2 separate regions of the Homo sapiens genome follow, and region 1 is linked to region 2. Evidence: read pairs that join two places in POLR2A ChIA-PET (ENCODE). Cell type or tissue: GM12878. All regions are shown on one strand. Each heading gives the region's core, and the rest is flanking DNA. Links, peaks and the distances in the headings are about the cores only. Region 1 has its middle 37 kb from the start of TAOK1. Region 2 has its middle 15 kb from the start of MYO18A.

What was found. ChIA-PET counts read pairs that join two places held together with the same protein. Peaks named below come from ENCODE experiments on the same cell type or tissue, not always from the same donor. Only the 100,000 strongest peaks of a DNase experiment are listed, where the experiment ranks them.
Region 1: POLR2A ChIA-PET joins it to region 2 with 7 read pairs; 2 of 35 experiments call an interaction of 5 or more read pairs at or near these places.

Annotation. Positions count from the first base shown.
Region 1 is chr17:29,350,802-29,356,184 of GRCh38, forward strand. No RefSeq gene overlaps it. Among named protein-coding and RNA genes, the nearest start is that of TAOK1, 37 kb to the right of the region's middle. In GM12878, for the core only: no CTCF peak of the experiment used is centred there; no DNase peak of the experiment used is centred there.
Region 2 is chr17:29,192,670-29,198,052 of GRCh38, forward strand. It overlaps the pseudogene LOC100421028. Among named protein-coding and RNA genes, the nearest start is that of MYO18A, 15 kb to the left of the region's middle. In GM12878, for the core only: no CTCF peak of the experiment used is centred there; a DNase peak (open chromatin) is centred at 2,942; H3K4me3 peaks cover 465 bases; H3K27ac peaks cover 268 bases.

The DNA of each region.
Region 1 (5,383 bases), core at 51-5,050, 160 kb after region 2:
GCCCGCCTATTTATTTATTTATTTGTTTTGAGACGCAGTCTTGCTCTGTCACCCAGGCTGGAGTGCAGTGGCATAATCTCGGCTCACTGTAACCTCTGCCTTCTGGGTTCAAGCGATTCTCCTGCCTCAGCCTCCCAAGTAGCTCGGATTACAGGCGAATGCGCCACCACACCAGGCTAATTTCTGTACTTTTAGTAGAGACAAGGTTTCACTATGTTGGCCAGGCTGATCTCAAACTCCTGACCTCAAGTGATCTGCCCATCTCAGCCTCCCAAAGTGCTGGGATTACAGGTGTGATCCACTGTGCCTGGCCTTCTCTATTAATCTTGATTTTCTTCCAAGCCTGGTCTTCCGTTAGCTTTCCCATTCTTAGTAAATGACACTACTTCCACTTAGTTACTAAAAGCCACAGTCATCCTTGATTCTTTTCTTTTCCTCAATCTCCATTCCCTAATAAATCCATCAGCAAAGATAAAGTATATACCATGTTCCTTGGTATCTGTGGGGGACTAATTCCAGGTACCCCTTGGAAACCAAAATCCATGGATGCTCAAGTCCTCCATACAAAATGGCATAGTATTTGCATATCGCCTACACATATCCTCCCATATACTTTAAATTATCTCTAGAGTACATATAATACAATGTAAATAATTGTTATTTATAAGCACTGTTTACAGAGTAATGACAAGAAAAAAAATGTCTGTACGTGTTCAGTACAGATGCAATCATCCATTAAAAAAAAATTTCCATTCACAGTTAGTTGAATCCAGGGATGCAGAACCCACAGATATGGAGGGCCAACTGTATATGTCATTTGTTTATTCCCTCTTCTGGCCATTAATCCATGCTACCATGAACTCTTGCTTACTTCAGTGGCTTCATAACTTGTCTTCTTCTACTTTTGCCTCCCTACTGTCCATCTCCACACACCAGCCACCTTTTTTTTTTTTTTTTTTTTTTTCAGAGACAGGGTCCTCCTCTTTTGTCCAGGCTGAAATACAATGGCAAAATCATAGCTCACTGCAGCCTCAAACTCCTAAGCTTAAGTGATCCTCCCACCTTAGCCTCCAGAGTAGCTGGGATTACAGGGGCACACCACTATGCCTGGCTAATTTTAAAATTTTTAATTCTTATTTTAATTTTTATTTATTTATTTGTTTATTTATTTATTTATTTTTGAGACAGGGTCTGGCTCTGTCACCCAGGCTAGAGTACAGTGGCATTATCTCGGCTCACTGCAACCTCCGCCTCCCGGATTCAAGCAATCCTCCCACCTCAGCCTCCTAAGTAACTGGGACTACAGGCGCATACCACCACACCTGGCTAATTTTTGTATTTTTTTGTAAAGAAGGAGTTTCACCATGTTGGCCAGGCTGGTCTCTAACTCCTAAGCTCAAGAAATCTGCCCACCTCAGACTCCCAAAGTGCTGGAATTACAGGCATGAACCACCACACCTGGCCTAATTTTTAAATTTTTTGTACAGATGAGATCTCACTATGTTGCTGATCATAGGTGTGAGCACCAGTCTAGACTGGCCAGTCAGCGTTTTTGTTTGTTTGTTTGTTTTAAGACAGACTCTCACTCATTGCCCGGACTGAAGTGCAATGGTAAAATCATAGCTCATTACAGCCTCAAATTCCTAAGATAAAGTGATCTTCCTACCTTAGCCTCCCAAGTAGCTGAGACTACAAGTGCATGCTACCACACCTGGCTAATTTTTTTTTGTAGAGACAGGGTTTCTTCATGTTACCCAGGCTGTCCTTGAACTCCTGCGTTCAAGTGATCTGCTTACCTTGGCCTCCCAAAGTCCTGGGATTACAAGCATAAGCCACCACATCTGGCCCAGCCAGCCACCTTTTATTAAGCATGTACTTTGTGCTTTGCAGAACAATAAGTAATTTACATGTATCATCTAATTTAATCATCACACCTGTCTAAGAAATAGTTATTACTATTTAACACCCTTGCTTAAAAACCTATTTTCACTATTATAAAGATAACGCGTCTTCACAAATATATTTTTCCCTCTCCTGTTAAATTACTTTTCTTAGGATAAATTTTAGGAAGCAGAATTACTAGGTTAAAGAATATAAAGATTTTAAAGCCACCAATAACTCTTTTTCTATTCTTACTTGGAGGACTTGTCAGTTCTCTTTCTTTATATTTAATTTTTTACGGTGGTGGGGGGTGGTCCTCCATTTTCTGATGTCCTGTCCATGAGTAGATACATGTTCCTGGAAAATAGTCTAGAATAGTAGTTCTCAAGTTCAACTGCACATTACAATTACCTAGGGAGCTGTTAAAAATATCAATGCCAAGGACTCTAGATATTCTGACTTAATTAGTCTAGGGGAGCATGAGCATGGACTTTTTTTTTTTTTTTTTTTTTGAGGCAGAGTCTCACTCTGTCGCCCAGGCTGGAGTGCAATGGTGCCATCTTGGTTCACTGCAACCTCTGTCTTAAAAATGTCCATGCTTGGCCAGGTGCGGTGGCTCACACTTGTAATCTCAGCACTTTGGGAGGCCGATGCAGGCAGATCACTTGAAGTTAGGAGTTTGAGACCAGCTTGGCCAACACGGTGAAACCCCGTTCCACTAAAAGTACAAAAATTAGCTGGTCGTGGTGGCGGCTGCCTGTAATCCCAGCTACTTGGGAGGCTGAGGCAGGAGAATTGCTTGAACCCACGAGGTGGAGGTTGCAGTGAGCTGAGATTGCGCCATTGCACTCCAGCCTGGGCGACAAGAGCAAAACTCTGTCAAAAAAAAAAAAAAAGAATATCCTTGATGAAATAGAAAAAAAATATTGGTTTTATTAGATCCCTCAGAACATGTTTTTAATTATTTGGTATGACAAGCTATGTATGCATGAAGCACTTCTGTTGCATATCAAAGAATGATTGGTGGTTGTCTTGAGGAAAACCGTTTCTCTAATTCATTGAGCTATGAGCTGACCTTTTTCATTGACCACTATTTTTACCTGAAAAAACGACTAACAGACAAACTATGGCTATCAAAACTTGGGTATTTGGCTGAAATTTCCCCATAATGAAGAAAGTGAGCTTGCATGTCAAGAAAAATAACTGATAAACTGATATTGTTTCTTGCCAATGACAAAATTTGAGTTTTCAAACAAAAATTAGAATTTTGGAAAACTTATATCTACTACCATGAGCTTGACAGTGTCCCAATACTTAAAGATTTTCCTGATGATAATAAATGTGTTTTTTTTTGGGGGGGGGGACATCATATAATGAAATGTGTCAACATTTGGAAGATATGCATATCTCAAGGAATTAATATTTTTCAAATGACTAGGGCATATATTAAATCATGCATGGGTAAAAGATCCATTCAAAGAGAAAGACAGACCAGTGGATTTTATTTTATTTTATTTTATTTATTTATTTTTTTGAGATGGACTTTCGCTCTTGTTGTCCAGGCTGGAGTGCAATGGCAAGGTCTCAGCTCACTGCAACCTCTGCCTCCTGGGTTCAAGCAATTCTCCTGCCTCAGCCTCCCGAGTAGTTGGGATTACAGGTGCTCACCACCATGCCTGGCTAATTTTTGTATTTTTTTCAGTAGAGACAGGGGTTTTACCACGTTGCCCAGGCTGGTCTCGAACTTTTGACCTCAAGTGATCTGCCCACCTTGGCCTCCCAAAGTGCTAGCACTATAGGTGTGAGCCACTGCACCCAGTCCTAATGGATTTTAATGAAACAGAGGACAAAAAGTTCATTTAATAATGTTTCAGATTCTACATTGCAAATAACTTTTTTTTTTTTTTCTTTAAAGACATCAGATCTCACTGTGTTGCCTAGGCTGGACTCAAACTCCTGGGCTGAATTAATCCTCCCACCTCAGCCTCCTGAGTAGCTGGTACTATAAACCCGCACCACTGTGCCTGGCTGCAACCAACCTTTAAGAAATTACCATTTGTTGGCCGGGTGTGGTGGCTCATGCCTGTAATCCCAGAACTTCAGGAGGCTGAGGCAGGTGGATCACAAGGTCAGGAGTTCAAGACAAGCCTGGCCAACATGGTGAAACCCCGTCTCTACTAAAAATACAAAAAAATTAGCCGGGCGTGATGGGGCACACCTGTAATCCCAGCTACACGGGAGGCTAAGAGAGGAGAATCACTTGAACCTGGGAGGTGGAGGTTGCAGTAAGCCGAGATTGTGCCACTGCACTCCAGCCTGGGACAGGGTGAAACTCCGTCTCAAAAATGAAAAGAAATTACAGCTTGTTGCATTTCCATGTACTATCAAAGAATAACCACAATGGTCAGAAAAAAACTATCTAAAAACTTCTTCCAGCTACATATCTGTGTGAAGCCAGATTTTCTTCATATCCTTCAACTAAAACAACATATTGCAACAGACTGAATGCAGATGCATACATGAGAATCTATTAGCTAAAGCTGACGTTAAAGAAATTTGTAAAAATGTAAAACATTGACACCCTTCTCATTATATTTTTTGTTTTGGAAAATATAACTGTTTTTCATAAAAATATTTATGTTAATGTACAATAAGTTTGCTGTTATTTAGTTTTAAATTCTAGTACAGTAATTGATAATACACATATTCCACATAAACGAAAGCTCATTAGTTTTTAAGACTTCTTGGTTTGAGAACTACTACTCAAAATTTTTTGTTTGTTTTGAGAGAGGGTCTCTGTTGCTCAGACTGGAGTGCAATGGCACAATCATAGCTCCTGACTATAAACTGAACCTCCTGGGCAATCCTCCCATCTCAGCCTCCTGAGTGGCTGGGACTACAACACCTAGCTATTTTTTTTTTTTTAATTATTTTTAGTAGAGATAAGGTCTCGCTATGTTGTCCGGGCTAGTCTCGAACTCCTGAGCTCAAGTGATCCTTCTGCCTCAGCCTCCCAAAGTGCTAGGATTACAGGTATGAGCCACTGGGTCCCGCCTAGAAGTTTTACTAAATTTTAGAGGCCTAAAATCTGAAATAGTTAAGAACCACAGACCTTTGAAAAGGAATAGACGAACTGATTGCATATTCTCAGTTAAAAGCTTTTGAAAAGTATGAAATGGCAATGAGTTCTAGATTCTATTCCTGATAAGAACTTGCCAACAGCTCTGATATGCCAATTAACTGCTGACCCTTAATATTAATGGGTTTTAAACAACGCTTAGATGTTCAAATCCCAATTCCTTAATATGATATACAAAGCATCCTGTATAAACTGTGCTTTCCAAGAATTAACTGATTTAATTTGTGACAACTCTATGTAGTAGGTACTGTTACCATGTATGATTTGTACATTCTGTTCAACAAATGAATGAATACAATGAGTAAATAAAATTAAGAATTTTTTTTTTTTTTGACAGAGTCTTGCACTGTTGCCCAGACTGGA
Region 2 (5,383 bases), core at 104-5,103:
GCTGCCCCCTCCATTTGAAACATCCTTCCCCATCTCCCAAGTTGAGGGAGTCCACTAGTTCTTCAAGGTCTATTCTAAATGTTAGCTTCTCTGTGGAGCTGCCCCACAACCCCTTCAGGAGGAGTTGGTCGTCCCTCACCGACTCCAGCACTTTCTGTCTCTTTTACCACATTTATCATTCTATGAATGTATATGGTATTTATTTGTCATCATGTCTTTTGACTGTGATGCTTCAAAACCAGTCTTATTTATACTTCTTCCTCCCCCTAGTCCCAAGCACATTGCTGGGATTATGATAGGGTAATAATAGCTACTGCTAAACACCATATGTGTGTTCTCATTTAATACTCTCAGCAAAGCCCATGGAGGTAGGCACTGTTATCCCCATTATACAGATGAGGAAATGAGGCGTGGACAGTAGAAGTAACTTGCCCAGGTCACACAGCTAGTAATTGCATAGCCAAGACTAGCACTCAGATCTCTGACCCTGAAGCCTAAAGTTTGATTACCATATTATACTGACCAGTAGTTATTTGCTTAATTAATAGATGTATTAAGACAATAAATGTATTAATTATTTCCATGGCACAAGATGTCAAAATTACATGGAAAGTGGCTTTCCCTTCGGTCAAGAGCCCTGATTATAGTCACGGAGAAGAGCTGGCTAAATTCCCTGAGAACAGATGGGGCCCAGGAGAAGGTCACTGACTAGCTGATTATGAGCATGGGAAAAAGGACCTGAGCTATATTTCCACCATGTACCAAACCAGAGCAAGGTGGACCACTCCCATTTTAATCCTTCCAACAACTCTGCAAACTCCATGTTGTTATTTTCCTATTTAAATGAGGAACTGAGGCTTTAAAAGGTCAGAGATTGGCCAAGACCACACAGCTATTATAGATAATGTCAGAAGCAGGATTAAAACTCAAGTCTCAATGGCTCTAAAACCACAAGTAATTTCCACAAATCCAGTTTGTTCCAAAGAAAGAGTAACCAGCAGGGTCTCCTGATTTCCCACATAGCATCCAGCAAATCCTGTCACCTGTCTCCAGCTCAGAGTTCCCACTTATAGAGGGGGGCTATAATCCTCCCAGCAGAGACAGAATGAACAAAACCAGGTTATGTCTCCATTATTCTTTCCTTGGAAAATGGCTCTACATAGAAATCTATCTGGGCTGGGTGCGGTAGCTCACACCTATAATCCCAGCACTTTAGGAGGCCAAGGCAGGAGGATCACTTGATCTCAGGAGTTCAAGATGAGCCTGGGCACATGGGGAGACCCCATCTCTACAAAAAATTAAAAAATTAAACAATAGCTGGGTGCAGTAGCTCACGTCTGTAATCCCAGCACTTTGGGAGGCCGAGACGGGCAGATCACTTGAGGTCAGGAGTTCAAGACCAGCCTGGCCAACATGGAGAAACCCTGTCTCTACTAGAAATACAAAATTAGCTGGCTTGGTGGCGCATGCCTGTAATTCCAGCTACTTGGGAGGCTGAGGCAGGAGAATCGATTGAACCCAGGAGGCGGAGGTTGCGGTGAGCTGAGATCGCACCATTGCACTCCAGCCTAGGCAACAAGAGCGAAACTCCATCCCAAGAAAAGGAACAAAGGAAGGAAGAAAGGAAGGAAGGAAGGAAGGGAGGGAGGGAAAGAGGGAGGGAGGTAAAGAAAGAAAGAAAGAATTACTCAAACTCAGTTTGAACACTCAGTACCACCCTGCATTATCCTCCCCCTTCCCAGGGGCAACCACTATTCTGAATTGGATGTTTGTTATTTCCATGCACTTCCATACGCTTTTATTACATAGCATATATCCTCAAACAATATAAAATATTATTTTACCTAGTTTGTAAAAATAATACCACACTGTCATTACTCTTCTGAAACTTGCTCTTTTTGCTCATCATTGAAAGATTCCTATTATTTTTAAAAAAAGAATAACAAAATAAAGAAGAAAGATTCCTATTAATATGATTAGCTCTAATTTATTCATTTCACTGTTGTATAATATTCCATGATGTGAATATAACACAGTCTGTCTATTCTGTTGATAAATATTCATGGTTGTTTCTGGTTTTTGCTATTTGCAAAATAATGCTGCTATGAACATTGTGAGACATATCTTCAGGTGCTCACTGTGCAAGATATTTTCTGGTGCATATATTTAGGAATAGAATTGCTGGGTCACAGGAGGTTGACATCTCCAATTATCCTAGATATTGTCCCCCTCACTTTTTTTTTTTTTTTTGAGATGGAGTCTTGCTGTGTCTCCCAAGCTGGAGTTCAGAGGTGTGATCTCGGCTCACTGCAACCTCCGCCTCCTGGATTCAAGTGATTCTCCTGCCTCAGCCTCCTGAGTAGCAGAGACTACAGGCGTGCACCACCATGCCTGGCTAATTTTTTTATTTTTAGTAGAGACGGGGTTTCACCATGTTAGCCAGCTTGGTCTCGAACTCCCAACTTCAGGCAACTGCCCGCCTTGGCCTCCCAAAATGCTGGGATTACAGGCGTGAGCCACTGCGCCTGCCGCCCCCGCCACACACACTTTTTAGGACCTAGACATCAATAATCTGAGGCTGAAAAGCAGCTTCAATTGCAGCAAGCAGGACTGAAATTAGACCCTGCAAGGAACTTTTTTAGTTGTTAAAGGATTGTTAGAAATCGGCCCAAGTTGTGGAAGACACTGGAGGAATGTCTGTCACTCTGCTTTTCTGACATGCCTCAAGTACAGCTCAGTCTGGACTCAGTTCTAATTGTAGCCTAAAGATTTCAAAATTAATTAAATCGGCATATATGAGTTGAGCTCCTATTCCACGCAAAGTGCTAAGCTGGGAGCAGAAGCTTGTGTCCTCTTCCTGCAAAGCACATCGTCACCACCCCTCCTTGCAACTGAGATGAAAGACCAATGAGAGACATGTGCAAAGTTACACAGCAGGATGGGATTTAAATAACTGCTGAAGACCACAGTAAAGGGGAAGTCACAAAATACTGCGTGACTAATTGTTAAGTGAAATTGCCTTGGAGGCACAGAGGAAAAAAATCAGAGCAGTGGTCAAGGAACGTTGCACAGAAAAAAGGTAGTATCTGAGCAATAATAGTAGAATGTAGGTGATAATCATGGCATCTACTACTCATTGATGAACATTGTGTGCCTTGCACTTTACTCAGAGTATCTTGTTTAATCCTCACAATGACCCTGTGAAGAAAGTATGATTAGTCTCTTCTGACACAGCAGGAAACTGATCACCAGAAGACCAAGTAGCTTACGCAAGCTCACACAACCACCGAGTGGCGGGGCAGGATTCGAACTTAGTCCTGAAGCCTCCCACGTCAGAGGTCCCCGGGAGGGAACACAAGCAAAGGGTGGGAGGTAGGGGAGGGAGCCCCAGGCACAGCTCCTGGTGTGGCTAGAATGGAGGGCTTCTTTGGAAAAAGTAGGTGATCCGGCTAGAAAAGGAGGTCCAGGCTGGCTCATGGAAGATGCTGGTTTCCAGGCATAGGAACTTTAAGTGATTAATTCAAGGAGATTCCACAGCGAGGCAGGTGTATGTTGGAATAGAGGAAAGGGCAGTGCAGGCAGAGAGGTGCCTGGCAGGTTCAGCAACAGCAGTGCAGGGGGCCGAAAATACAAACTTGAACAAGGAAGATGACTTGGGGACCCAACAGAGGGGACAGGTGTAGGAGAGACTTACAAGGAAGAATGTGTGGGGACTTGGCTTCCAACAGCCGTAAGAGCAACTGAGGGAGGAATTGACAATAGATTCCACAATTGTGGGTGGCCCAGGAAGCTAGGCAAGCAAAAGCAACGCTGTAGGCAGCTGAGGTTAATACAAATGGCTAACGTTTGTTACCAGCTACTATCTATAAGCACTTTACATGTATAAACTCATTTCACCCTCACAGCATTCCTATGAAGTAGGAGTGAGGATCTATTATGATTTCCGTTTTTCAGTTAGAGAAACTGGGGTACAGAGAAGTTAAGCAATTTGTCTGAGGTTACACCACTGGTAAATGGCAGAGCTGGGATTTGAACCTGGGTTCCAGAGGCCTCACTCTTCATCACTTCACTAAACTGTGTCTGTTGAGGTAACATCTTCAGAAAGAAGCAGGGTTTTCCACTCCCACTCCACATTCCCCACCCTCAAAGACCAAGCAGGATGGCAGGATTTTTTTGCTGAGTGGCATTGCTGGGGGGGAGTGTCAGGTCTCTGCTGCTACCCTAAGCCAGCTGCTTGTCACCACCGGGCAGTGAGCATGGGGCGTGCGGTGCTGGGGCCTGCACTGCTGGGGCACTCACCAGCAGGAGGGCACCTGGAGCACGGTCCTTCCTCATCACAGTGGAGCAGAAGTAGCACTAGCTGGTGCAGGCCACAGAGCGTGCCTGGCAAGGGAAGACCCAGCCCAGGTAGCACAACTCCATCGGGTTCAGGAGGAAGCAGCCCAACCCCACCTGCACATGAAGTTCAGGAAGATTTTCTTCCTCATGGCTCTGGACACAAAGCAGTCAGGACTGGAGGGACAGGGGAGGAGTGGCAGTGAAGCAACCATGGCATATCACACCCAGAGAGTAGACCCCACCAGGAAGGCCAGCTCCATGCAGGCCCGCAGCACCACGTGGGCAGTGCAGACAGCCAGGACCCTGTATGACTGCAGGCTGGGGTACCAGGTGGCAGCCCCAAGGCATTTGGGGAAAAACCTCCTCTCCTACTAAGAGCTGCCCCTCTAGAAAGAAAGAAGCCCCAAGGGGCCCCAGCCTGGGTCCAGGGAGAGCCCCTCCAGCTGCCAGCTCTTGCACGGTTTCCAGCAGGTACCCCCTCTCCACATCCACTGTCTCCCATTCACCATCTAGTGCAGCACACAGACAACAAAGAAGATGGAGGGTACGGCCACCAGCACAATCTGGAAAGCCCCAGCGGAAGTGGGAGAAGTGGTCATTGGTGCAGCCAGGCCGCAGGGTATTGCAGATGAACTTGCAGTGCTCATCCCACAGACAGCACTTCCCAGCAGGGCGACAAGCAGGATGTGTAAGACCAGGACAGTGAGCCATACCTTGCCAACCACGGTGGAATCGTTCTGCACTCGGGTCAGGAGCCAGCCCAGGAATGACCAGTCGCTCATCTTGTGATTTCTGTGGACACAGAAATCACAAGAAATTGAAGTGAGGGGACAGGAAGGGAAGGGGACGAAAACATAATGCCCCCACAGCCAGATATTTGCAAAGCTATTTCTGGCCCACAGCAAGAGCTCCAGCTCCATCTGTGCCTGACGCCCAGGCATGCCACTCGCTGCCTGACAAGGATGGGAAGAACAAGCTGGCAGAGAAAAGGACACTGCAGAAGAAAAGATGGAAGCAGTGACTCCCAGAAGGAGCCCAACGCAGC